Linked DNA regions of Mus musculus: all the other regions are linked to region 1. Evidence: chromatin loops called from intact Hi-C (ENCODE). Cell type or tissue: heart. All regions are shown on one strand.

Region 1 (4,000 bases):
ACAACGGTGGCTCCAAATCATGGGATGACATAAGCCCTGGAAACAACCTGAAAGCAACAACGGAAACGGGAGAGTGGGGGTTGTAAGAAATGACCCACGAATTACCAAGTAATGAGGTCTGTACTTATTCACTAATTACTAAGACTGTTGAGAAGAATTGGTCTCTATTCACTGATACAGAAACACATCTGAGACATAGCAGAGAATAGCACTATCTAGCAAGAAGCTATCTGCAGGTCAGTGTGCTTAAAATGCTCATGTGGGTGCAGAAGATTGTAGATGGATGGAGAAGCAAACGCCAAACAAATGCAAAACAAAAAACAAAACAAAACAAAACAAAGCAAAGTTAAAAAAACAAAACAAACAAACAAAACATGGTCTCTTCCCTTCATGGGTGTGGCTCAGGGCACTCTACTTACTTAACACTTTACATATTTTTTTCTAGTTTCTCTCCACCACCATGAACTCCTGTAATAATAAATTAAGACTGTGCGGGTCCCACAGGAGTGGAAACTCCTGAGGGTAGTCACAAGGTCCACAAATGACTGTTTAGTGATAAGCACAGGATCGTTCGAGGCAAATGTGTTCTTTCCTGAACAGGGCATGGCTGTAGACAGAAACAACTCATCACCTGGAGACTTGTCTGCATCCCCACAGACACTCAGAGCCTCACAGACTAAAAGAAGCCGCAACCCGCCTTCACGAGAATCAAGAGCCTTTTTAATCTGTTAGGATGAGCTCTAGTAAAGAGTAAGCCTATAGTGAACAAAAGGATTCTCTTACTCCTCTCCCACACACACCTCTACTTCATCTTCTCCTTTCCACCCTGTGCAAGCCTCTCACAAACACCACCTCCCAGCCTCACGCTAACTCCCAGCTGAGCTCCACCACAACAGTGTTCTAGTTCTCAGTCAGCGCTGGCGGCTGTCTTCCAAATATCATCACCCAGTCTGTGAGGGCCAGTGGTGAGAGTCCATAAGTATAAGTTAACCGGGGCAGCCACTGGACATGGAGGAGCCTGACAACTGAAGGTCAAACGGGCCCGCACTGCCTCTCAGTCAGTCAGTCAGCACAGCTGAAGTTAACATGCCAGGTCCCATTAAAATGAATATTGCCAACCAATTAGTAGAATAAATGGTTTGCCTCATAATGGGCTTTGTCTGTGTTAATTCGCCTGCGTGCTGGAGGATCTACAAGTAGAAGCAGGACCAGGTGCGATCCCAGTGCTGTGGCGGAGAACCCAGGACACAGGTGCAAGACAGGAGTCCACAGCAGTCAGAGGAAAGTCGGTCATATGTGAAAATCAGGAAGAACAAAGTAATTCTATTGTCATCCAACATAGAAACCAACATAGAGACAACTGCTTACTAAGCTAAGCATTCAAAACCCTAAATGTAGCAATAGAGGAAGTAAGGAGGGAATAATGGTACTGAAAACCAAGGGTGTGGGCAAAGCAAGCTCCACACCACTGATACAAAATAACCTTAAAAGTGTGCCCATGTGCTTTGCAGAGAGCTACAATGGCTTACATAGTAAGTGGCCTCATTTTGTGACTGCTTTGTCTCCAGAGAACGGTAAGTAAAACAACCCTGCTGGACAGGGCTCCGTGAGCACGGCTTCTCACGAGACCCATAAATTAATCGACATATCTTTTATTTGAATTCCTTTCTCATTCTTTTCTAAGGCAAAGATGAAGCCAGCTATGCACAGGCTTTTTCTTGGCTAACTCTTCCTATCTTGACATCTTGAAACAAGTCAAAGGGTGGATTTTAAAACGAAGTAAAAAAAAAAAAAAAAAACCATCACTATCAAAGGCCTGACACGCATTTTGAAGTTGTACAATGACAGTACCCACTAGCATTAAGGCTCGTTCCACCCACAAGTGTCATTCTTGATTGCAAGTGGCCCTGTGTGTGAAGCCTTACCCCAGAGCCCTGCCACGGGAATGCTGGGAATTTTCCATATCGTGTGTTTGAATTCACTGTGCTGCTTTGCCACTGGGTTTTAGGTGTTCAGTAATAATGTGCTTTGTTCTCAAAAGTGTCCCTCACACCTGCCAACTGAGAAACAAGGAGGCTCTCACAGAATGATGTGTTGTTGCGCTGCCCTCTAGTGGTAACTCAAAGCAGAGCAGAAAGGGGGGAGGACCAGGAGAAAAGGCTAAACAGAATGGGGGGAAATGATGAAGAGATCACCTCTAAAGATTTAGTAGTACCCTGTTATTCGATTGGTATAAAACAACTCTGCTGGCATGTCACTACAGACCTGTCTACTCACTTTCAAAACCTCCACGTAAGAAAAATCCAGAGTAAAATCAGCAAGCACACACGTGTATAAACATATACACAAATTAATTGCAGCTTTAAGAAAAGAGAACACTAGCAAGGGCAGGTCTACAGAACGTAACATTTGTTAAGGTGATGAGGACAGAGTGATGCTTCCTAAGACACAGTGGAGGGTGGGCAGGGAGAGAGTGGACCCTCTAGCTAGGATGTGTGCTCTAAGATGCAGCCATATTCACACAACAGTGGCACAAACTCCCACCTTGAGAGGCTGAGTAGGAAGATCACGAGTTCAAGGCCAGCCTGGGCTCCAACACAGCACATCTCAGGCCAAAGTGGGAAAAACAGCGAGAGCCTGTCTGCAAAAAGAGGAGGTGGTACAGCAGCCATTTCTCCAGGATTCAGAGCACGTAAAGAAATATCTAAATTTTCTGAAATAAATAAAACTTAACAAGCCTGAGTTGCTTTTGGAGGTTACACATCAAAAATCAAAATTAACCCATAGGTTCACACTGGCAAGATTTCCTTCGTAAAAGTCAAATCAAGTCTGTAGGGGAGGAACCAAGTAGGGTAGGTATCAAGGGGCTTTCGAAGCAGTCTCTTCTAGTCAGAACAGGCAGGCAGCGGGAACCTGGGTTCTCCAAAGACGCCTCACAATGCTGTTTGAACACTTACAGAAACCTCTATGACAACATCTTAAAATAAAATCTATCTTCACAAAACAGACCAGCTCCGTCCCGAAAGTATGCAGACGTGGGTCACTTATCATCCAGCAATAGCCTTCAACTACAGGCATACAGCGACCTCTTCTGGATCATGAAGGAAATGCCCCAACAGCAAAACAAAGGACTTCCATCTCCAGGTAAACCACAAAACTGCCCAGCCACTTCCCTCCGGGCAACAGCCACAAAATCATGTGTGAAGCTGAGCTCTAAGGATGTTTATCTTTGATTCAGAAATCAGTTATGAACCATCCAAAGACATCCTTTCCCTTGTTACCATATACATGCTTTATAAAGGTTTCTTTCACAGTTCTGAGCAGCAGGAAAGATGCATGACTTGAGTCATTTTGAAGACTGTTTATAACCACACCTAGGATCGGAACACCATTAGCATAATATCTCAGATTCTCTCTGCTCTGGAATTCTTATCTTTGGAACTAAAAATGGCCAGGCCTGAAGATAGATGAAGATTCTGCCAGAAGCATGCCTCCGGAATGGGTGTGTGTTATGAGTGCCACTCCTTTAACAAAACACAGAAAACACACACACTAGAAACCTTGTTCCTAATAGAGTAGAAAAGGGACCACACCTGAGGCAGTGAAAACCACATTCAAGCTTCCCTCACCCTGACCACTCAAAAAAGGAGCGCTGCTATGGGGGATTTTAAGGACATAAATAATAATGCATCAAGCACATGGTTTGCCTCCAATGGGCATCACATACCACATATATAAACAAAAGACAACAGGCTGTGATATTCCCTCCACAAACACTCTCACAATTCTCTTTAAGGAGCAGACGTACATTCTAACAATCCTCTTGTATAGAAATCACACACAAGCAAGCAGGTGCCAGCAGGTGTTGAGGATCCCAGGGAACTGAGCAAACCTGTTCATTTCAAGATGCAGAGACTACAGGCAAAGTGCTACACAGGCTGAACACAAGGATCCTCAAAAGATCTTCTACAAGGCCTCTGTGCTCTGGGAAGATAGAAGT
Region 2 (4,000 bases), 1.4 Mb before region 1:
AATTCATCTTCTTGTGATTATGCAGAACATGCTTACCCATGGAGCCATCCTCAGCCTCTGGATTTAGATTATTTTGAAAATAGTTTCCTATATGTGGAAACTGTCATTCAGGAGAGTGGGCAGATTGTAGGGAACAGAGGAAGCCCTGAATAAATGTGTATTTTGACATAGGCATGGCCTGTCAAGGACTACAAGACCAAGTGATGCATGGCAAACTGTCAAAGTCATTATCCATATGAGTCAGACTCAAGAGGAATGGCAAAGTGTTCCTTGGGAGTCAGAGTATTGTTTGTTTATAAACAATTGATCAGTGTTTGCAAAGACTAGCAATGGAAGCTTCCTCCTTAGGGATGTTTATAGCCTAGATAGCTGAAATACAGAGACCTCCTTCTGGGATTAGCTAACCCCTCCCACTGTGCTGCACCTAATAAATATGCTGAAGTTCGAAGTTTCAGTGATAGTGGTAGCAGTTAGAGAATCTAACCTAATCCCAGCTCCATTGTATGCATGTCTGTGTGTCTGTCTTTTCTTCATTCCCCTGCTACCACTAGCCAACATTCTAGGACTCAAGCTGTACTGAACACAGTACTGGATAGTGTCGGCTGTTCTGCCTTCAGTCTTAAAGGATGTGAGGTTTGCCTAGTGTTGAATTTTTCCTAAACCTTGTAGTGTATCTCCACTGTCTTCTGCCCATGGATTTTGAGCCCTGAAGTTCAGATAATATGGCAGGAATGCTTTCCCCGGAGCTCCTTCAGACTGCTCCTAATTGAGATAACTCAACAAGCAGGCTTAACACCCTCAAGCTATACATAGCATGGCTGGGATCATGAGCTGATTTTTTCACCTATGAGTCAGGACTGGGGTCATGTTGGGCATCTCTGTAGTGCTCACACCCTCTTGCACATGTCTTCTTCCACAGGTGGGTAGACATCTGACTTTGTGCTAATGGCTTAGAAAGAAGGTGTAAAAGCCACACAGTCTTTTTTGATATGCAAGTCTCTTTCTTTGTATATGTATGTATGTATATGTGTGAATGTGTGTGTGTGTGTGTCTGTGCGCGCGCGCGCGCGCATGCGCGCGTGCGCAATAAAGGACAGAGGTCATCCTTAGGTCCCATTCCTCACTTATTTTTAAGACAGGGTGTGCCATGGCCAATGACCTACCAAATCATCTAGGCTGACTGGCCATCAATCCCCAGGCATCCCTGTGCCTACCACCTCCCCACTCCCCACAAAATTGGACTAATAAAAATGCACCTCCACACCTGTCTTTTATAAGGGTTCTGGGTATTGAGATTATATCCTCTTGACTGAAAAGAAAGCATTTTGCCAACTGATCTATCTTCCCAGCCCTAACCTTGCTTTTAAATATTTAAACATACAAGATTACTTTTAGCTTGTCTTATTTCTAAGAGCTTCATGGAAATATAATGGTTGTACAAAGGTGCATGTATCGAATATGGACAATTCAGTGATATCAAATGACTACAAGCATCAACAATGCCTTTGTCACAATCGAGGTGATATATCCTGCACTTCTATGAGTTTGTTTTGCTCCTTTGTGCCCCCTCACCTTGGTGGCGACATAGCATACCCTCTTGACAGATTTTGAAGGCGCAACACCCTGCTTCTCACTGGACATACCCTGTATTAGAGCTCTAGAATTTACTCTCTACATCCCAATCAGGTCACAAAGCTCTGGCTTCTCTACATAAATACAAATGACCAAGAGGTGTATGAAAAGATGTCCTACACAAGAGCTAGGTAACTGCTAGTTGGTAAAGTGCTTGCCTTGCAAGCATGGTGATCTAGGTTCAATCCTCAAAACCCACTTAAAAAGTTAGGCATGGTGACACACACTTGTAATCCCAGAACCAAGATTGTAGAGATAGGAAGAAACCTGGTGTTCACTGGCTAGCTAGCCTAGCCTACTCAGGAGGTCCAGGCAAGTTAGAGTTCCTGTCATAAAACAAAACAACAGGTACATGGTGTCTGAAAAAGGCTAACCTCTGGCCCCTGTATATATGTATATGTACACCTTCTCCCCACAGATATCAAAACAACAACCCACTTGAACACCCAAACCTGACATGAGATATCTCCTCACAGAGTTTAGGATGAATATTATTAAAAAAAAAAAAAAAAGAACCAGGGAAAGTTTTGGTGGATGAGTATCTATAACATAGCTTTGAAATCACACGATGCGTAACTTGGTAGAAACTCATAGATCCACCAGGTCACAGTGTAGAGCTCACCCTACATTTAGAGATTCAGATACCAGGCTCCATGCATGTCTCTGCTTACTACTAGGAACTTATGGTAGCATGGTGAAAGTAGCCCAGAGCCAATGTGGTATCTGTAGGGAGGGTCCCTAGAGACCCATCAGGTATTTTTGCCTCATCTGAAATTCTACCAAGAAATTCTTAGGCCTTCTGAGTCCAGTGAGCCATCCAGCTACATGTGTTTTTTTCATTGTCTTTTATTTCTAACTGTTAGCTTGTGCTTTCTGGGCCATGGGTACTGGGACTCCTAATCTTGGCAGTGAGTGCCTTTCTAAATGTAAACAGATGGACAAAGTGCCAGCTGCATGTAATACATTCCACTGTAGTAATACTCTGGTGCTGGCTGGGTAAGCATAGCTGTATTAAACAGTAGTGCTTGCTCAGCCCTTTCCACATGGGCAGAGAAAATGTACAGCTCAGGCACCTCTGGGAACACCCAGAGAGTGAAGTGCATCCCGTTAGCTCAGCAAACATTGGACAGACCTGCTTGCTTATGCACTTTCAGGGGATTGTGCCAGGTGAGCCATGGGGACTTGAACATTTATTTAATCTTATCCAGATTCTGTATTTGGAGGAGGTATGCGTGCAGGGAGGGTAACATAATTGAACAGCCTCAAACCAACTTTCTGCTGTTGCCACCTAAAATAACTTTGGAGCTGAACCTCCTTGCCAGGTTGACCACATCTAACTTGGAGTCAACCTTGTGTTTTCTCTCCTGTACCCTGCCTATCTTAGTACAGAGAGGGGATATGTGAACTTAGCTACTTTCCAGCCCAGTAGCAATATTTTCTTTCTTTTGCTTTCCTTGGTTGTGGTCAGAGGAGGTAATATTCCACTGCCAGCCCTGAAGTCTTTCCAGAGGGCCACTTGTCCAAACACCTTTTTCCTTTAGCCTTAGCAAAACCATAAGATGTTGTTTTGACAGTCTTGTGGCACTGTTTCTAGAAGTTTCAGTCAATGCCAAATGCTTTCTGGTTCAGTGTACTGACTCATGATAATACTGACTTAGTATTATGGGGTAAGTACTATGTGTCACCTACTGTACTATGTGTGTGTGTGTGTGTGTGTGTGTGTGTGTGTGTGTGTGTGTGTGTGTATGTACAGAGGCCAGTCATGGATTTTCCTTAGAATGCTACCTACTGTTGTTGTGAGATAGGTTTTTTTCACTGGCCTGAAACTTGTTGGTTAGACTAGGCTAACTGTCCAGCAAACCACGGGGATTTTCCAGTATCTACCTTCCTGGATCTTGTATTACAAGTACACACTATCATTCCCTTTTTTTAAACTAGGGTTCTGGGGTTCAAACTCAGGTCAACTGAGTTATCTACCTAGGCCTTCTTGCAATAGCATATTTTATAACATCCCATTGAATGGGTAAACATTTTAATACTCAGTTACCAACAGTATATCACCAACAAGAATAATTAATATTTACTAGGTACTTACTGCTGCCTAGTTTTATGTTAACTTGACACAGGCTGCCATCATCAGAGGGAGGGAACTTCAATTGAGAAAATATTTCCATAAGATCCAGCTATAGGCAGGTCTATAAGGCATTTTCTTAATTAGTGAAAGTGTGGGGAATGGTCTTGCCAATTGTGAGTGGTCCACCCCTGGGCTAGTTTTTTGGGAACTCTCTAAGAAAGCAGGCTGAGCAAGCCATAGGGAGCAAACCATAAGTAGCACCTCTTTGTGGCCTCTGTAGCAGCAGCTTTTGCT
Region 3 (4,000 bases), 120 kb before region 1:
CTGTGAGGACACAATGTCATCTAGGGGTTAGTATGGATCCAGATCTTTGCTTTGGGGAGTGTGGCCGTGTGTACCCCTGAGCATTCTTCTGTGTGGTAGAGAAAAGGCTTGTTGGACATGTCACCATTTCTAAGAAAGACAATCAAGGTTGTGTACCAATATGGATATTTACAATGTGAGAAGAGATAGATAAATAAATGTCCGAGAAAGGGGTCGTAAATCAGAGCACACTGTACAGTGGAATATTTCATTGTTTAAAAATGTTCTCTAATAAAATTCAAAAGGAAAAATCTTCGTAGTAGAAGAAAAATGTGGAAATACTGAATATGCAGGTATGCAGAGCTGACATAGAAGGACATGTATGTGTGTGTGTGCATGTGGCACATGTATGCATGTGTGTGCACATGTGTGTGCACAAATGTGTGTATGTGTGTGTTTGTGTGTGCGCGCGCACGTGTGCGTGTGTTTGTTCATTCACTGATACCCCCAACCAAATTCTAATCAAGTCTAATGCCTCTTGGCCATGAGATCTGATAAAAGGTTGTCTGGGGTGGGTGGCTGCCCACCGTTGACATCTCCATGCTGGAGACTTTACATTATCCTATTCTCCTGGTTTCCCAGGTGTTCCACCATGACAGATACATATTATTTACTACAAAGGCAGAAGTGCATTTGGTTAATTATTCTAAGCGTCTCAATATGCCCCTTGCATGCCGTGCTCTGCCGCAGAGGTGGGAAGGAGGATGATGGCTCCCTGGAGTCTCAGCAAGTAAGAGTCTGCATACAAATTATTCTGCCGGTCTGAATCTAGTGGTGGGAAATTTCCCAATAATTCTAAGTATTAAGGCCTTTCATGTTTCAAATATGAACAAAGCAGATCTGTCTGCTGCCACTACACCTAACTCAAGTGCCAAAGATACTGATTTACCAACAGAAACCCTGTGACACTCACACAACTAGCCTGCCAACCATGACTGGATGAAACTTAAATATTTTTTTTTAACTATAAACTTCATTAGCTTATAAATTTGTAAATACTTATAGAAGTGAATTCTGACAAATATTAAATACCGGGAGGCCTATTCAGGGATGTGTTTTGCTTCTTTGGACAGTTCACTTCAAGTCCTCGCAGGCTTAAGCTGCCCTAAACAAGAAGGCAACCTCATGTGGTTCCTTAGAGAGTCTTTGAGAGTAAGGCTAACAGCTAAATCCACAGGTACCAACAACCCAAAGCAACATTTCCTTCTATATTTGCCCTTTAAGACTCATGTTGGTTTTTATTATTACATTGTCATTGTGCTGGGGACTGAAGCCATGCAACAGCCCTCCCTCAGAACTATACCACTTGCCTAATTCTTCTTATTTCATTCATATATATATATATATATATATATCCCCCAAGGTTTTTACTTCCACTTGAACTAATACTAATAAAGACAAGAGTCTGTCAGAATGTAAAACACGATTAAAAGAAACTTCACTAGGAACTTTTACAGAAATGCAAAGAGTAAGTCAAAGCAATACAATAATCTCAAGCTACGCCCACTTTGATATTACTGTGACTGGTGCTATGTGCTAACACCTTCACGTTCCTCACGCCACGCTGTGTGAAATTACTGGTTACAGTGAAATACATTCACAGACTCTTGTTCTGGAGATATACCCATGAAAAAATGAAAACATGGCTTAAAGTTCATTACGAGATTAGAGACATGGCAGAACAGAAGGGGGTTCTATAGGACTGGGTGATAAAGGGCACTGAAAACAAGGTTAATAGACTAAAGTGTATTTACTGGGCTAAGTAACTGAGGTCAAAAGAGCAAGTTACACAATGACCAGACAGCACAATTCCACTCTGAACAAAGAAAAACATGGGTTAAATGATGAAAGAAACAGATTAAAACACACAAATTGTACTTTTATGCTTCTGGGCCTATGATGTTCTCAGTTTTTAGATACGTTTTCTCAACCAATGTAGGGTTCTGCTCATTTGTGCATAAAATATCTCCAGAAGGTCATACAGAAAGCAGGAAGAAGAAATATCTAGGAAGAGAGAAGAGAAAAAACCCAGAAACAAAAAAGGAAAGGTGCTTTATAGGGAATGCTTTGTGTTTGAGTTTTTCTTCAGTAGCTGTTTTTATAGATTAGCGTTAAAGGACTTCCCTATAGTGTTAAGGCCTTGGCTCCCATCCCTGGAACTGAGGAAGACGAAAGGGGAGGGGCATAGGCATGAGAAAGGGGTGGGGCTACCTTTTTAATCCTACTGATATATTATCATTTCAAAACACGGATCCATCAGAAGATCATACTCAATGCACAGCACTGAATTTCATCAAAAAAAAAATGTAAACAAACTATACATTAGTGTCTCTACACACGGATGAGAAAATCAGTAATGCTCACACAGGGCCACAGCACATGCCCAAGGAGCCCATGGCCACACTTGACTGGCACCAAGGACAGAAGAAGCCAAGGGTTATAGAAATGAGTGGAGGTGTTTACCTTCCTGTCGCAGGTTTTGGGACTTCCAGCGGTGTTCTGCTTGAGAAAGCCAGCTGTCGTGGACCAGCGGGTGGGGTTTTTCCTGGAGGGCTCCTCTGAGGAAAAGTTGTTATCACTGACAGAAGTGGAAAGGCCAGTTAAAGCTGGGTCGCTGCTCCGGCGGACATGAAGAGGCATATCTACACAGGCAAAGAGAAGATTGGACTTAGCAGAAATGAACAACCACGTTGGGATAGATGCATTTGATCCGAAGACTTTTTTTTTTTTAATTTTGTAATTTAAAGCTTAATCACATTTATTTATTGCGTGTCTGCGTATATATGTGGGTGTGTCTGTGTCACAGCACACGTGTGGAGGTTGGAAAACAGCTTGCACTAATTGAGTGTCTCCTATCATGTGGGATTGAAGGATTGAATTCAGATCTTTAGACTTGGAGGCAAGAGTCTTTATCTGCTGAGCGGTCTTGCTATCCCAAGTAATGCTTTTAAAAAGATACAAGGGATGGGCACTCCGAGACAGATTCTACTGGGGCTTCAAAAGTCCTGATGGTGAGGGAGATGAAGTAGGGGTCTAGCTCTGAATAAAGCTGCCTGGTCTGGTATTCGGGCTTCGCCACTGGTTACTTAGTCAAGAAGGCCAGCTGTCCTCTACCTCTAGTCCCCTGCTCCTGGAATGATGATGAAATAACATCCTGCTTGACGAGGAGACTACAGGGTCTAAATAAAAGCCAGTGCCTGGTATGTGATAAATACCAAACTGAGAGCAACAACCTATACTGTTCTTATTTACCAGTATGCCTAGATAAAATATCCTGAACGCTATGTAGGATAATTAACAAAAAAAGAAAAAGAAAACAAAATGATTTCATCTAGCTTTTAACTGCAACTGCAGCTACAGAACTAGTAAGGTAGAATTTAGAAAAATGCTTAGATAGTCTACTAAGGAATTATGCTGAAGAGAACCCTTTTCTTTAATAAAGTAGTTCAGGGAAATGAAAAGCATACAATTACTGCTTCTTTTTAAGATGACTTACAACCATCTTACATCTTGCATACACCTGAAGAGATGATCCGTCTAGGAGATATCTCTGTGTGTGCCTATGACAATGTATCCAGAAAGGTTTAAATAAAAAGGGAAAACCCACACCAACAGTGGGTGGCAGTGTAGCTGGAGTCTTGGAGAAAGTGGGTGGGGCACCAGCACTGCTTCCTGACTGTGAATCTCACGTGACCAGCTAGCTGCCTCTCACTGTGCTGCCCAACTTCTCAACATGGTAAACTGTATGTACCCTCACACTTGTGAGTCAAAATAATCACTTTCCTTAGTTTGCTTCCATTAGGCTATTGTACCAACAAGGAGAGTACCTGAGTATAATGAGTGATCTTGAGAGTGCACATGAGCACATAGGAGCCTCCTCTATACGCTCATACAACCCACTCCATGGAAGACTATCCTAATAGCGTATCCACGCAGATTAGAATCTATCTATAGTTAACTG
Region 4 (4,000 bases), 140 kb before region 1:
ATTCTCAAGGTCCCAAGAGCATCCCACCTTCTTCCTTCCTTGAGAGAAGTCCTTTTTAAAGAATCTATGTATCAAGACAGCACAGAGTGCACGGCTGGCAAGACAACGGTGCCAGTCCTTAATGTTTAATTCCTCCAAACACGCACTTTCCGTGCAATTGTATAACGCATGGTCTGAGGTCTCCAGATAAAAATGCTGTTAACACAAAAATAGATTAAAATAGCACCTTACCCCAGCATTGATATAACAGGAGGATCGAAGGTGTTCTAATTTGTTCACATAGGATATATGTACCTAAAATAATACTGAGGACCTAATTAAAAACACCTCTATGGGGTGTAGCTAAGCTGCAGGCTGTGTTCTCAGCATGTATAAAACCCTGGGTTACAGTCACAGATGCCCTCTGCATCTTTTTCCAAAAGTGTAATTTGAAGAGCTGTTGGACTTTAAAGAGCCCCACCCGGGTCTCCAGAACTTTATCTATTCTTCATCAAATCTCACCCAAAACAAATGACCCCTAATAACAAGCAGAGGTGGGAGGGGGGGGAAGAGAAACAGAACAATTCTAGTAAAAAGAAGAATAAAAATGTCAAGCCTATGTGATTTAAATATGGAAACAGACAGCAAGGGGGAGAAGGTTTAGGGACAGTTAGCACAACTCTAGATTCAAGAGAGAAGAAAGTCCAATGACTGAGATTTAAGTACAAGAAGGATCGAAAGTCAAAGTTGAAAAAGTTCTTCCATAAAAAGTCTGATTTGATGCATGCAAATTCTGAATATTTAACATTTCTCAAATGGTACTGAGTTTCAAAGGCCAATCTTTCTGAGTTCAAGACCAGCCAGAGCTACCTACGAGGTATTATTTCAAAAAACAACACGACAAGCCACCCTCTACTTGCTCCTGAAGGCATGGTACCATTTGAAAGAACACACGGCCTCCAACTGTGCCTTCCTGTGGGAAGGAGGGAGACGGGTCTTTGGGAGAGATGTTTGTATTTCCACACCCACGAGTAATGTCCAACTTTCAAACTATGAGTTGATCATATGTGAAAAAAAAATCCACCTACATCTTTAAAACACCTTTAAGAGGTGATGGTGGACCAGAAGATGCCACAGCCACTGCGAGGTCACCCAGAGATACAGGAGATCATTTAAAAGTGAAAAAGTATCAGAGTGGAACCGGGGAGATGATTCAGTGGGCAAAGTGCATGAAGACTCTGGCTGTATTCTCTGAACCCACATGAAAGTCAAACTGTCCTGGTGGCTTGTTTGCAATTCCAGCACTCAGGAGGCTGACAGAGGATCCATGCATTGGACAGATTGGCCAACTAGACTAGTCAGATCCAACAGTTCTTGGTTAAGTGAGAGTATGCATCTGCCTGGGTAAAATAAAGTAAGTGTGTGTGTGTGTGTGTGTGTAGGAGTGTGCAAGAAAGGAAGACACAACATCAATCTCTGACTTCCATATACACGTGCACACATACCTACACAAATGCATTCATACTGCATGGTTTTAGACCCTGGACAAGGGACTAAGGTACAAGTTTTATCAAAGCAGACCTGGCCTCCAAGGTTCTCCTAGTGTCCCTCAGTCCCTACAGTCCCTACCTGGCATGCCCTGCCCCAGCCTTGAACTTTCCCACCCAGGGTCTAGGCTGACCTTCCCCAGAAGCGCTACTCTATATAATTCAGACATTTTGCGATTCATATTCTCTCTCTCTCTCTCTCTCTCTTCTTCCTCCTTCTCCTCCTCCTCTTCTCTCTCTGCACACAAGTCCTTTCTCTCTTTCCCCTCTCCCTATGGTGACTCCCCTGGCTTCAATCCTTAGAGCCAGTGAACTTGCCAGGGAGTAACTTCCCAGTACACCTGCCTTTAATACGATGCAATCTGGCTTGAATTGGCTCATTTCACTGGCAGCAGAGAAATAAACCTATCACTTACAGACATACATATATACATGCAACACACACACTAAAAGGGGAACAAATAACAAAATGTTATGGGTACTGGTATTTTAGCAGACGTTCAAGGTCATCGTCAGCTATACCGTGAGTTGGAAGTCAACCTGTGATACATGAAATCTCACCACAAACAACAGCAATACCAAGAGTGTGTCCGTATTAGCCCTACTCTGTCCATAAGTTGTACTGTATTCCACAGGGAAGAGGAAGGGCTTGCAAATAGCTTACATGTGTAATGGACACTTAGGAAACAAAAACAACAACAATTGGTGTGGGATCATTTTTACATCGGAATCAATTCAATTAACACTTCTGTGGAATATCATAATGAACAGTATTTCCTTTCTATCAGAAAATAACTCCAAGGGAAGAAAGATGGCTCTGCAGTGAAAAGCTCTGGATGCCCTCCTGGATGACCTGGTTTCAATTCCCAGATCCACATGACAGCTAAGGAGGGACTCCAGTTCCAGGGACTCTGCTGCCCTCTTCTGGCCTAGTTGAGCACTGCATGCAAATGGCACATAAACTTTGTGCAAGGAAAACATCCAAACACATTAAATAAAGTTAAATAACTTTTTTTTAATTAGAAAATAATTTAAGGGTCTGGAGAAATGGCTCAGTGATTAATAGTGCTCACTCATAACCACCTGGAACTCCATTCCCAGTGATATAATCCCCTCTTCTGACCCCTGCATGCATCTACCCACACACATGTGGCAGATGCATAGGCAGACAGGAAAGAATTTCAAAATCACAACATGGTTTTCATATCAAATATCTATATGAATTAGAAGTGTTTCTTGGGGAGGGGTGGGTGTTGACTAAATAAAATGATCACAAGAGTCTAAATCTTATGCCAAGCATATTGATGGTGTGCTAGAATTTATAGTATATGCAATTTCTGTAAACGGACACAAAATCATACTGTCCCTCTAGTGAGGAAAAAAGCAAACAAATGCCTATACAGGTGAAACTTTCCCAGCTCGCAGCCATAGATGATAGAACAATACATTTACAGTCTAGCGAGAATGAAGAAACCCCTGGATCTAAAGAAAAAAAGCTCTCAGAAAAATCACAATGTTTTCACTACAGAGTGCTTACTGTTAGGCCCAATTCTAATGTCCACAAATTATCCAACACAATCAAATATTTTGTTCAAATACCATTTGCAAAGGAAGCAGGGAATTTACTTAGTTGTAGACATGAAGAATAATTTAATGTTTCCTTGAGAACAAAATTGACAGGTGTCTTGGACTTACATCAACATTTTTGGATTTTTCCTCCCACCCCCCCCCCATGTCCTTTTAAGAACCTCACTTAACTGGGTCACAGCAGCTCAGCAAAGCTCAGACAGACTCCTGGGCTCTCCCAGGATTAAACAGGACCAGCTCTCAATCAGCAGAGCTCATTAGGACACACAGAGATCGGCAGGGGCAGCTGATGGTGCAAGCTGCTTAGCTCTCACATCCGAGTTCAATTAGGAGGCTGTCCCCAAGGAAGCGCACAGGCCAACACTTAGATAAGAAAGGCAGTGTCCTCCATCACTTTCAAAGCAGGACCACGGCTTCACACAGACAGACTTTCCGTCTCTCTTCAGCCCTCAGGCCTTTCCTCTGTAACATGTCTTCAGTCTTCCCTGTCACAGGCAGGTGCTATATAACAAGCAGTGTTGTCAAGAAGTATCAATTGTATAACCGCACAAATCTCGAATAAAATTTATATGTATGTGATGGCTATTCTTAGTTGTCAGCTTCACTACCTCTGGATGCTATGGATAGGTAAAGCATGGTGACTGTCTGGGCTGTGTCTACGTGGACACTGGGAGAAGCCACGGCAAACTCACTTTGGTAACGTGGCCAAGAGGAGGGTGGTGGGCAGAAACACAGATGTCATCCTGAGGGGAAGGATCTGTCAAGGGACAAAAGAGGAACCAAGCCTCTGTACTCTAAGGGGCAGAGCCTGCGTGAGGAAGGCTTGTGGGGGGAGGGGGGCTCCAGTTGAACAAACACCCACTGAAGGAATGACTGGAGCAAAGAGA
Region 5 (4,000 bases), 1.2 Mb before region 1:
AAAGCACTATCTACACATAGAGTTTATCAGTTAGCATTGCTCCCAAGCTTCTACTGCATGATGTCCTGGGCTCAGCATGCGCCAGCTCTCAGAACCATTGCTGTATACACATTCCCCTCCTCCTTTTTTTTTTTTTTTTTGCAAGTGTATATGAGGTGATGTCACACAAGAAGTTGGAAAATGTCCACAGGTGGAACGATTGAGACATGAAAATGAGCAAAATCCCAATCCAGGACCTGATCTGCTTCCTCCTCAGCATGGCTGATGAATGTTTGTTACCACACCACCTCTGATGACTAGGACTACTCAGAGGACTTCATTCTGTCACACAGTTACCTGGTCATACTTTCCTGGTCAGAAATCGGTAAATGTGAGCTTATTGAAATCTAAGAATACTTTATTTTGAAGGGAAGCATGTGTTGCCAGAGTTTCTTGAAAATATCTCCTATAGCAGATTGTCAAGATGTAAAAAGATATACAACAACACAGTTTCAAAGTTATTTACACTATTAGCACTATAATAATCACTACAAAGAATATTAATAAGTCTGGTGTGGCTCAGTGATGGAGCCCTTACCTAGCATGCATGAAGCCCTAGATTTGACCCCCAGAACTTCCAAACAACAACATATTTGAAACAATGCCCTGTTTTCTAGAAGGCACTGGAACACTATTAATTCTACAATCTAGCGGTTGGGGATTTAGCCCAAGGTAGAGCCCTGGGTTCAGTCCTCTGCTTCCAAAGGGGGGGAGGGGAGACAAAATAAAAGTCAACCCAATGCTGGGACTTGAATAAACTGGAATCAGAATGCAGGCCTGTATGTCAATCATTCACAGATGCATCCTCTGTCTATAGGTTTCTGTTAATTCACTAGACAATGAATAAAGCTGAATAAAGTAGAAATCTTGATAGCCTGACTATGGAAATCTGGTTGTCACCACACTACAAAATCAACAGATTTCTGAATCCTTTGTGCATGTGGGAATGTTTTCATATCACTCTGTTCTCTACAAAAGAATAAAAGTATGAAACAGAGCAGCTTTCACCATTCAAAATGTCTCCAACACGGCTAAGTTCAAAGTAAGAATTGGCCCATGTCTTCATCAAGATTACTATTCAAGCTCAAACTGGAGACCTAACTCCCTTAAAGTACTTCAGAGTGAAATCATATGGGATCATGTGGGCAAGACACTAAGAGGTTGTCCTGGATGTGGAGAGCATTGAGCTATGAAGTCCACCTCATACAATGCAAAAGCAGAAATACCACATCTACAACCAGGATTTCCATTTAAAGTGTATGGGCATCATTTAGATGGTCTCTACAGTAAAATGTTACTGGGATAATGAAACTTTTCATAGACCAATATTTAGTAACTTCAAGTTGAAAGAGACAGACAGGTAAGGCAGATTGACTCTAACCCGATACACACCTAAATTCTCATTGCATTTATGCATTTTAAAAAGTCATATTCATAAACATGTCCACAATTAACCTAATATTTGAAACTCTTGCTTAAGCTCAGCACACTAGCAAATGTCTGCACTTGGGAGGCAGAGACAGGTGGATCTCTAAGATCAAAGCCACCCAGAACAACAAAATGAGTTCCAGGACATCTGGGGCTACATAGTGAGACCCTGTTGCAAACAAATTATCAAACAATCAACCAACCAAACAAAATAGCGATAATAACAAACCCTTTAATTCACTTGCTTTTTTCATGTCAAACTCGATACAATCTTTCAGATCAGAGTGCTGGAGTAGCTCCTGCCACAGAGCTATAGTCCCCAGCCATGAGAAATCTTCTAAAAATCATTAAATGCGCCACAGATTTGTTTAAAAAACACCCGACTCCACCATCTGCAGATCATGTATACTGGTGACCCACAATACTTAAGAAAACACAAGCCTTTTCTCAAAACCCTTTCCAGAAAGAACCACACACCACACATTTCTTAACAAAAGATTTCCCAAACCAAACGTGTCAACAGAAGGAGGACAAACATTTAAACACAGCCTGACATATTGGGTGAACTCAGCCACTTGTAACTTCATTTCCACACCACTCACAATTGAGCTCATCCGGACCCGCTCATTTACTTTCTCAGCACGGATACTCATGACCACTAGATGGTGCTATGGCGCCCTGTTCAAACTCCCTCACTTACTTGCAGTCTCTGTCCTCCAAATCGAAATGTGGGTTGAAGTTGATCATGATTCTCTGGTAGGGTTCCGGAGCTTGGATTAGCCATTCACACTTCTCACTTGGATGGTAAGAATGAGGGTAACCGGGAGATGTGAGGTACCCTGGGTTTTCGATTTTTATGGTCCCGCCACATTTGTCTGCAACAAAAATGACATGTTAGCAGATCTCTTCCCTGCAACCAGTTGAGTCTTCTAGCTTTACATGTGTATTGACAATTAGCAAACATTCTGTCAGTTAAGAGAACTCCAAAGTGTCCCCCATAAACCCTCCGTGTGACCCTAGACACAAAGTACACCACACCACTAAGGAACACTCTTTAATCTGCAGGAGCACCACATCCACAGAAAGCCTACTGTGATCTGAGATGCTTTTCCCTCACACCCAAACTTCCTTCCAAAGAAAGAGGTCTTCTAGCATTAAAAACATTAAACCCCCTCAATTGATGTTAACACAGCCCCCTGGGAGCTCCTGCTAGACTTAATTATCTTCCAAGAAGTGTAATCACATTAAGGAACCGCTCTAAGTGGAAGGTGCCTAAAAGATGCTGTGCCACTCCTTGCAAGTGGCTTTTTGATGATAAGCCTGGTCAGTGTCATTGACCAGTGGGGACTGTCTTCCAGGACTTTGATTGGCCTGAAGCCTAACCTCCTTTTGTTGTTGTTTTATCTGCCTGTAAATCTAAGTGATTTTGAGTTATCTCTGCTTTTGAGACTCAAATCAGCAGAGAACAAAGTGCAGCTGGTGATGCAGAAAGAACTCGGCTTTACTTATCCAAGTTGTTCAGCCTTGGAGACCAGATCAAAGCAATGGGGCAGAAAGAAAAATAAATAGCCACACAGCATTAATTCTAATTACTAAATGTTAGGGGAAGCCTCGGCCACTGAGGTCTGGGTATCACAGATGGTGAGCTATGTCTTCACATCCCAGGAAAGAAAAGCTCTCCAGTTTTCAACCTTTACTGAAAAACAAACCACCACCACTACAAAACCTCAAATGCTGGAGTGACTCTCTAATAGCTAAATAAACCAGACTCTGGGCTGGTTTACAATTCAGCATAGATCGCTACTGTCACTCTCTATTATGGGTTTCGCACAGGAGAGCCACAGCCTGCAAATGCCACCCCATTTATTGATGCTTAATTTTAGGCAATAAAAATTTGGTGCATAAACTATGTAGGAAGTACAGGTATGAAATATTGAAATGTATAAGCCTATCAATCACAAACATCCAGTAATGGTATATATAGATTTTAATATTACATCTAATAGATTCCCTGTGGAAAGAGAATGGCATTCTTTGCTCTCAGCATGAATTTATAAATCTAAGGAATTTTATTACAGGAAAACCAGGTCAAATGGAAATGAAAGATGAAGTGCACATCAAAAATGCATAAAGCTACATGCATTACAGAAGTCATTTCCCATAAATTAAAAAGAAGACAATATAAATTATGTTGTTTTCTCCAATTGCTAGATGTTTCTGGCTGTTTCTTAGATTGGAGTGGGTTGGTCCTACAGATTCGCTTCCCATTGGTTTTTAAAAGCTTTAGGTCTTCAAGAAGAACTAATGTTGCAACCAACGCTCAGAATCTCAGCTAATGACGTTAGCCAGCTCAGTGGTGTGATTCTGCAGAGGCTCTGGCATTATTTTGTTTTGTGCAGAAATCTTGGAGAGTGACCCCCTCAGCCCCACCCCCCAGCTCATTAAGTCACTCCAGCTCTGTGTAGCCACCATGGCATCTGTTAGGAGAGAGAAATAAAACAGTCGACAGATAGTCACTTCAGAAGACAGTGAG
Region 6 (4,000 bases), 130 kb before region 1:
GTGTGGCTGCTGTGATCAGGGACTCTCCTGTCATGAATGCTTTATGGGCATCAGCAGGTGTGAAAAGTCCCTGGCCTGGGAAATGCATATTAACTTTCAGCTCCCTGGCAAGCTGCTTGTGGGATATACCTCTTCCGGGGGAGGCAGGGAGGGGTATTCTACTATACTTCCCCTGAAGCCAACCACAATTCAACAAGAAGAAATTCCACAGCACCATCCACTCCTGACAGCAGCTTTGTCTCAGAAAACCAACAGCCCACCTTCCCCACAATGCCATGAACACGCAGATTGTTCACCATGACCATGGAGGTGAGGGACGCTCCTGTTACCGGCACAGAAAGACCAGTTACAATCTGGGCCGGTTCTGTGCAGAAACTCCTGACATATTTTGAAAAAAAATCACCAAGTCTCACAATATTGTAAAATACAAAACACTCAACACATAAAATCTTCACATTCCCCTTCTGTGAATCAGATGATCCCAAGGGCTCCCACGTGACATTAAGACTTTTAAAATCACACAGTTTTCAACCCAGAACTTGTGACTTAAAAATAATTCAATTTTGTACTTCAACAACAAGAACTACTACTACTGCTTCTTTTTCCTCCTCCTCTTCTTCCTCCTCCCCTCATCCTCCTCCCCTCCTTCCTTCTTCTCTTCCTCCTCTCCTCTTCCTCTTTCTTCTCCTCCTCTTTTCATCCCCCCTCCTCTCCCTCCTCCTCCTTTTCCTCTTCCTCCTCCTGTTCTTCCTCTTCTCCCTCTTCCTCCTCCTCTTCTCTTGCTCCTCCCTTTCCTCCTTCTCTTCTCTTGCTCCTCCCTTTCCTCCTCCTCCAATACATTTATTCATTCAGGCAAGGGCATATACATATGGAAGACAAAGGCCAACTTGAAGGAATCAGTTTCCTCTTTCTGTCTTCTATGTCCAAGGGACAGCCATATTCAGTGTGTCAGACTTTACATGCTGAGTCATCCCAGCAACCTCAGCTTATCATTCCTTCCAGAAATGATTCCCAAGAGCAACAAAAGCTATTTTTAGGATATTTAACCAGAAACTATAATCCTGGTTTACCCGTCATAAGAAAGTTCAACAGCTACCTTGTAAATAAGGGCAGAGAGCTTATAGTAGTTGTTATCAGTGTAGACCAATTAGATCCTCACTAAAACAGTTAGAAATAAGGAAATGATGGACCCTGTGCCAAATACAATATGGGTTTAATATTCCTTTTGCAAAATGTTTGGAGCTAGTGTTTTAGATACCACCATCGCTACCGCCACTCAGATTTGAGGGTATCTGTGGGAATTGCATACATTGAGGCAACTCGGGGGTGGAAATCAAATACAAATTTCACTTAGTTTTCACAGGTGCCCTGAGAGCTGAAGTGCAGCCTTCTTACCTGTAACTTAGTTTTCTGGTCAGTGGTTGGTGACTGTGTTCCTCTTAGACAAGAAAACCATCTCCAGGAATACATATCAACATGGGCTAGAAACATGGATGGATCCTGTACAAAGAGGGCCTGGCAGAACTAGTGACTCAGGAAGACAATTAAAGGAACCAGATTCCTAGATGTCTCAGGAGTCAGCAGACTGAATTAGAGAGCAGATCTGACATCCAGTGACAAACACTCAAACTCTTAGGCTCTTCTGTTTGGAGCACCTTCCCCAATCATTCCTTATTTTCTTCGGTAGCCCAGAATGCCAGGAAATTTTCTTATGCACTTTTTTTTTCAATGCCAGGGATCGACTCTGGACTTTAACATGCTAGGTAGCGCTCTGCCCCAAAGCCATACATGGTTTGGACACTGGAGGGGAGACTGGAGAGCATCCAACTTATCCTCTGTCTATCTGAAGGAAGAAACCAACCAGACAAGTTCTCTAGGACATGCTAGGCAAGATGTGAGCCAACCGGCAGTCCCTCCGGGAATCCGGCCACTGCACCCCATTCCTCAAGGGTTTCTGAGTAAGAAGAAGACACACATAACTACTTTTCAAATACTTAATAGTTAGCTTACATGATATCCAACAATTCCTAGAGCCCAACCCTCTAAGTTTTCTTTTTAAAGAATTATTTATTTTATGTATATGAGTACACTGTAGCTGTCTTCAGACACACCAGAAGAGGGCATCAAATCTCATTACAGATGGTTGTGAGCCACCATGTGGCTGCTGGAAATTGAACCCAGGACCTCTGGAAGAGCAGTCCGTGCTCTTGACCGCTGAGACATCTCTCCAGCCCCTTCCTAAGTTTTTATACACATGTGTGGCAAAACAACTATGCAGCCCCTACTGAGGAATTACATTTATGTAGAGATGGCTGGACACCAGGACATACTATCTAATCTTCAGAAATCCACAGTAAAGTGTCTTCTGGGAAACTGTCTATGACAAGAACCTCGTTCCACACACCAGTAGGAAGCTCTTCTTTCTCTCAGAAAACAAGCCAAGGGCAGTGAGAAGCACAACCCAAAAGGGGAATTTACATTTTTTTCTGAGTTACAAAAGTGCTTTCTCCTGACATCTGATATAATTACAAAACAGAGCTGTAGGACAGCCAGTGATAACAAAAGCTTTCATAGTCTCATTTTCGAGGTCCTTCAAAGAAAGCCACACGGGCACTTAACGTCCCTGGATTGGCCGCACTAGACAAGCAGCATTTGTCATACCAGAGAAGGCTGGACTACTGTTTAACCACACACTCATCTTCATTAGGTTCCTAAGGCTGTGATTAAAACACCAGAACCAAAAGCAACTTGGGGAGGAAAGGGTTTATTTCAGCTCACACATCCAAATAACAGCCCATCATTGAGGGAAGTGAGGGCAGGAAGCTGGAGGCAGGAACTGAAGCAGAAACCACTGAGGAGAGCTGCTGACTAGCTGGTTCCTCGAGCCTTCATCAGCTTGTTTTCTTAAGCCATCCAGGACCACCTCCCTAGGGGTAGTTAGCCCACAGAACCATACCTACCTACATCAATCATTAATCACACACACACACACACACACACACACACACACACACACACACCCCTACAAACTTCCCTACAGGCTTATTGGCAGCTGTTTCTCAATTAAGATTCTTTCTCTCTTTTTTTTTTTTTTCCTTCAGGCAATTCTAACCTGTGCCAAGCTGGCAATAAACTGCCCAGGTCAACTCTTTCAACTAACTGTAAAAGGAGAAATCACAACAAAGTACTTCACATCAGACTAAATGTAGAACACTCTGAGAAGAGTCTGGGAGAGTGTGTGTGTGTGTGTGTGTATGCAAGTTCTCAGGGGGAGGGGGATGGGGGTTGGGGGAGAAGCTGTCTTGCTGTACATAGAACCTAGGTCTTGGCATATGATAGACATGTGCTCTTTCATTGAGCCACACGCCGACTCCCTAGCTCATCTTCTTGAGCCACAATAAGACAGAGAGCGTTATTTGATAACTACCACTTAACTCTGAAAACAATGAAAGTCTAAAGCAACCTGGAAACACTCTACAGTGTTGTATACTTCTGACTCTAAAGACAAGAAGCACCTGCCCACATTTAAGTCTCTTTCATAAACACACAATTCTAGATGTTTTTATCTCCGATCAAATAGTGGAAATAAAATTGCACGCTGCTGCCTCAAAACCTTTCACATAATGCCAAGGGAAGGAAGCAGTATGCTAGGAAGCAGAGAGAGGAAGTGAACAGCAGGTGCCAGATCCACCGTACTTCATCCGCACCATCATCCAAACATACACCGGTAAGTCTGCGGGTGAATTTACCGACACATTTTTCATCTGACGTAGATTTAAAGAAATCATTCCAAAACCAAGGTAGTTGCACCATATGCCTGCAATCTGCCAAGGCAAAGTATTAACACTTCTCTCCTAAAAAATTTCAGGTTAAAAGGTCTAGATGGAATGACAGAACAGGTGGGGGAATTGTAGTATACGCCCCCACACTGTCAGCCCCTCGGTATTTTCTAAAGCTTTCAGCTTCCAAAGGTAAGCCAGACCCATGGACACATTTCTAA
Region 7 (4,000 bases), 76 kb before region 1:
AGGAAATTCTCTATACTTCAGTGTCTAGCGAAACATTGTTATTTAACCTTTCTAATACTTTGAACAATGTAACTTCAAAGGTGGACAAAATCATATACAGAGCTATCCTTAAAATACAGCTGTCTTAAGAAGACCAGATGCATGTACAGTGTTTATTGACCTTCCCCTGAGTCTGTCTGAGTCTGTCTCTCATTATTCCAGTTTCAATCTGGATGAAAGCATTTTCTGAAAGATTTCAGAAACGTTACATCATTTTCCTAACAAACTCCACTCTGCTTCACACTAGCTCAGCCTGAAATTTTCTTCTTGATAAAAGTGGTTACTCCAGCTTTCCCTCAGTAGAGGTCTATGAAAGAACTCCCCAAGCTGTCTCCCTCTGCCTGTAAGTGAGTATCCCTCTTTCAAGAGATTATAAAGACCAAAGCCATGATCCTTAGGAAGACTTGCTTTATTCCTTTACTTCTTAAGCTACTGAAGATCCCTGAGCCAGAAGCCCGCCTGTTTCACTGTCCTGGGGCACTTCCCTTCTTGCTAGAGGCTACACTTGGCAGGCTGTGCTGGATCAGAGGTCTTTGAGAGTATAAGTGACTTCCATCTATGTCTGGAAACTCAGAGTGTATACAGTCTATCCAGGAACATATATAAAGGAGATAAGTCACAAAAATTTCCTGCCAGTTTAGTCTTAGTCACTCTAAAACTTTGGTGTTTTTTATTTGGGGGGGGGGGGCAATTAATGCTCAAACACAAATTAGAAATGTGAAAAATCACTTTGTTCCACATTTTGGAGACTGGTTAACCAAGTTGTTAAAAAAAAAAAAAAAAAAAAAAAAAAAAGGTGAACGAAGCTGTTGTTGAGTCAGTCACAAGAACAAAGTCACAGAAAACCTCAACTCTGTGTCAGACCTGGGAGGAAGCAATAGAGGTCAGCAGAGCATCATTCTGCACTTAATACAAGACAGCACTTTCAGTGCAGAAACCAGCCTGTTTCCAAGGCAACCTGCCACATCTATGGGGAACTCACTTGGGAGTCGGTAAATCCTGGGAGTGCAGAGTTCACTGTTTGAACAAGACACCCACTGGCAACTTAGCTCCCTCTAAAAGCATGACCGGAAAATAAAGAGAAGTTTAACTGCTTCAAAGGATAAAGGAGATTCACACGACTCTATTAAGATGTGGAGATGGGCAGATAAAATGAAAACGGGCGACCTAAGATGAAAAGGAAAAATTGGTTTATTTTCAAGTTCAAAGGCACCAATCGTGGGGAGTGGGTGGCAAGCCTGTCCTACTAGTGTTCGGGAGGCTGAAGCAGGAGTATAGTCAAGTACAGATAAGCCATTACATATAGATCTAGTCTCAAACACCCCCCTCCCCATGGCACCAGAACATACTTTCTATTCAAAGTCCTCACTGAAAGTTGGAGATGACACATACTGAACGGTCAGTGCGCACACTGACAACCACGAGCCAATATTAGCAAAAGACCCAAGGTCAGTCAATTTGTTTTATAAAAATCTAAGCCCCATGTTACATTACAAAACGACTATCAGATTAATTTGCATACAAAAGGAAAGAAAAGGGGGTGGGCGGGTTTTAAATATCCACTGGGGCACAGCCAGGAAGCTTCAAACATTTTCTGAAGTGTTTGTTGCTCTGTTCATTGTTTTAGCATCTTCTGCAGGATAGATGAAGATGTCCTTGACATTAGCTTAAATTATCTCTGGTGTACAGTACCATGCTGATTAAATTAGGCTCATTTTAATCATCTGGCAGGTGTATTCTAAAAGCAACCAAATAATAAAAAATGTTAATCAACTCTTCATTAGCACAACCCGTTTAGCAGTACTTTAAAAGGTAAACACACTGTAAATACTAATTGTGTGCCAATCCTCCCTCCCACACATATATGAAAACAATAGCATACCAGCATCCCATGTATGTGGTGGGTAAAAACAGAAGAACAATAGCACACAGCATCACATACATGTAATGGGTAAGAAAGTAAAGAAATAACATACAAGCATCCCATGTAAGTGGTAAAAACAAAAAACAATAGCTTACAAGGACTCCATCTAGCCCAGGAGTCACTTTAAGTCTTTTGTCACAATGCAAATCTCCTTAGGAGTAAATATCACAGAACTTGGTGAGAGTTTACCTAAGGGGGAAAAAAAATTCAGAAGCTACATTTTAAAGGAAACTGATTCTGAGGATAACAGACCTCAACCTTGCCTAATGTCTAGAAGAAAATGTCCCAGAAGATATCCTGGGACGGGGGAGGCACAGTTTCTTTCCCTGAAGTGAGTGAGGGGCAAAAAGGTGACCCACCAGCTGTGTGGGCCTGAACGTTTTCTTTACCAGTCTGAGCTCAGTAACGGGGTCTGGTATTAGTGATGAGAAACTGCTTGGGCTGCTTCCTGCAAGCAACAAGTGCACAGGTCACTAGTAAGCTACTATTTATTCAAGAGGAAGTTTCAGCCCTGAGAGTCTGGTCAGAGCATGTCAACAGTCCTGGAGATGGCAGCTAAGCCATATACTCTATATCCCGAAGACCAATGCTTCCTTAAAGACACACCATCTTGTAGGCATTTTTTCTATGGAGGGTTTCAAGGGGTGCAGACAAAGGACCAGAAGAGGAAAACCGTTTACAGCCCGCTACTCCAATAATAAAGAAGTCACCAGAGCCCAGATTAATAGGAAAGCAGTGGAGTGAAAAGACAATTAAAATGTATAATTATGGAAATACAGAGCCCGGACTTATTTAACGGATTTGGCATGTGTGGTGTGGGTAGTGACACAGAGGTGGGAATTGCACACAGGGTTTGGTCTCCCAGTAGGAGGGATAGGCAGGGGGTAAGTCCAAGGACACACAGTGACTAAACAATCAGCTTATAGAAACATTAAGAGGAAGAATAGAGGACTGGGGGAAATTTTCATAATTCTCACGGATATAAGAAGAAAAAGGAGCCTCTTAAGCCTGGAGTCTGACTGAAGACTCTGCCAGCTAAAATTCAGTGATTCCAGCACAATTAACCCTGGCTGTGAAGACTGTCAACATGGAGACTGTGGGTCTTTATACAAAACTATTTTCAAAGAAATGTTTACATATTAGCCAAGTAAGCTGCAGGCCTAAATGTATAGAACCCTCTAGATAGGACCTTTATTTGCCCTTAAATGTTTTCTAGGTATCTCCCAAACAAAACAGTGAATTTTGTTTACATAAGGTGAACTAAAGCTCCGTGAGACGCTCTACACACTCCAGGTTGAAATGTCACAGCCAGGGAGATGGCTCAGTGGGTAAGAGTGTTTGCTGAGCAAGCACGAAGACATGAGTTCAAGTCCCCTAGAACCATGTAAAAACCTAGGAGTGACTGTATGTATCTGTAATCCCAAAACCAAAACAGCAAGCTTCTATTCACCTGTCTTAAATAAGTAAGGCAGAACATAACAGAAGAAAATACACAAAGACTTCCTATGGTCACCACAACACACAAATAGGGTCTGACATACATGTATATGAATGCTACGTGCATAAATATACACACTAAAAATTACTTTCAAGTGAAATAAAACATTATCCTGGACTGTCCTTGGCACCCTTAAAAACCCTTCATTGCCCACCTCTGGGTATATGACCTAACATTTTTGTGATCAGGGAAATCCTTTGCAATACACAGATTCTCTAGCTCCAACCAACCTAAAGAGAAGAAAGACAGTGTCTGGGGCCTATTGTAGAGATTGCCAAATCTTGCTGTGTCTTGTCTAGCTAATGTTCTCACCATGTATTTTTTTTTTAAAAATGACACTTTATATCTTCATCTACTACTATAAAAACTCCCTGAAGTGGTTGCTACATTGGAACATGGCATTTAGGGTAATGTGTATCTGTCTCCCCGGGCCATGGTCAATAATTACTTGGTTCCTCTGGGGTGATGAATGTGTTTTTTCCTATGTTGTCCCTTGAGAGATCCTAACTTCGTGCCTGCAGGTGAAAGCCTGCTTTCTG

What was found. Hi-C counts contacts between places; a loop is a spot of excess contacts. Peaks named below come from ENCODE experiments on the same cell type or tissue, not always from the same donor. Only the 100,000 strongest peaks of a DNase experiment are listed, where the experiment ranks them.
Region 2: a loop joins it to region 1, with 2.6 times the contacts of the local background. A loop is called at or near these places in 5 of 42 quality-filtered maps.
Region 3: it touches region 1 in a loop (2.2-fold over the local background); 2 of 42 quality-filtered maps call a loop at or near these places.
Region 4: it touches region 1 in a loop (3-fold over the local background); 6 of 42 quality-filtered maps call a loop at or near these places.
Region 5: it touches region 1 in a loop (11-fold over the local background); 16 of 42 quality-filtered maps call a loop at or near these places.
Region 6: a loop joins it to region 1, with 2.6 times the contacts of the local background. A loop is called at or near these places in 3 of 42 quality-filtered maps.
Region 7: it touches region 1 in a loop (2.0-fold over the local background); 5 of 42 quality-filtered maps call a loop at or near these places.

What each region holds. Positions count from the first base shown.
Region 1 is chr8:127,189,631-127,193,630 of GRCm38, reverse strand. The region is part of intron 2 of Pard3 (par-3 family cell polarity regulator); the gene reads right to left. Among named protein-coding and RNA genes, the nearest start is that of Pard3, 130 kb to the right of the region's middle. In heart, CTCF peaks have their summits at 2,123 (motif pointing left) and 3,099 (motif pointing left); a DNase peak (open chromatin) is centred at 1,990; H3K27ac peaks cover 791 bases.
Region 2 is chr8:128,543,325-128,547,324 of GRCm38, reverse strand. No RefSeq gene overlaps it. Among named protein-coding and RNA genes, the nearest start is that of Gm32643, 52 kb to the right of the region's middle. In heart, no CTCF peak of the experiment used is centred here; no DNase peak of the experiment used is centred here.
Region 3 is chr8:127,305,011-127,309,010 of GRCm38, reverse strand. Pard3 (par-3 family cell polarity regulator) reads right to left here. Exons shown (of 25, transcript NM_001309391.1): 4 at 2,503-2,681. Among named protein-coding and RNA genes, the nearest start is that of Gm9909, 150 kb to the left of the region's middle. In heart, no CTCF peak of the experiment used is centred here; no DNase peak of the experiment used is centred here.
Region 4 is chr8:127,330,382-127,334,381 of GRCm38, reverse strand. All of the region lies in intron 5 of Pard3 (par-3 family cell polarity regulator), which reads right to left. Among named protein-coding and RNA genes, the nearest start is that of Gm9909, 120 kb to the left of the region's middle. In heart, a CTCF peak has its summit at 2,451 (motif pointing left); a DNase peak (open chromatin) is centred at 3,421.
Region 5 is chr8:128,361,561-128,365,560 of GRCm38, reverse strand. It overlaps Nrp1 (neuropilin 1), which reads right to left. Exons shown (of 17, transcript NM_008737.2): 2 at 2,168-2,342. Among named protein-coding and RNA genes, the nearest start is that of Mir1903, 4.3 kb to the right of the region's middle. In heart, CTCF peaks have their summits at 1,925 and 2,129 (motif pointing right); DNase peaks (open chromatin) are centred at 2,130 and 3,880; H3K4me3 peaks cover 2,783 bases; H3K27ac peaks cover 1,301 bases.
Region 6 is chr8:127,315,056-127,319,055 of GRCm38, reverse strand. All of the region lies in intron 4 of Pard3 (par-3 family cell polarity regulator), which reads right to left. Among named protein-coding and RNA genes, the nearest start is that of Gm9909, 140 kb to the left of the region's middle. In heart, no CTCF peak of the experiment used is centred here; no DNase peak of the experiment used is centred here.
Region 7 is chr8:127,265,788-127,269,787 of GRCm38, reverse strand. All of the region lies in intron 2 of Pard3 (par-3 family cell polarity regulator), which reads right to left. Among named protein-coding and RNA genes, the nearest start is that of Gm9909, 190 kb to the left of the region's middle. In heart, no CTCF peak of the experiment used is centred here; no DNase peak of the experiment used is centred here.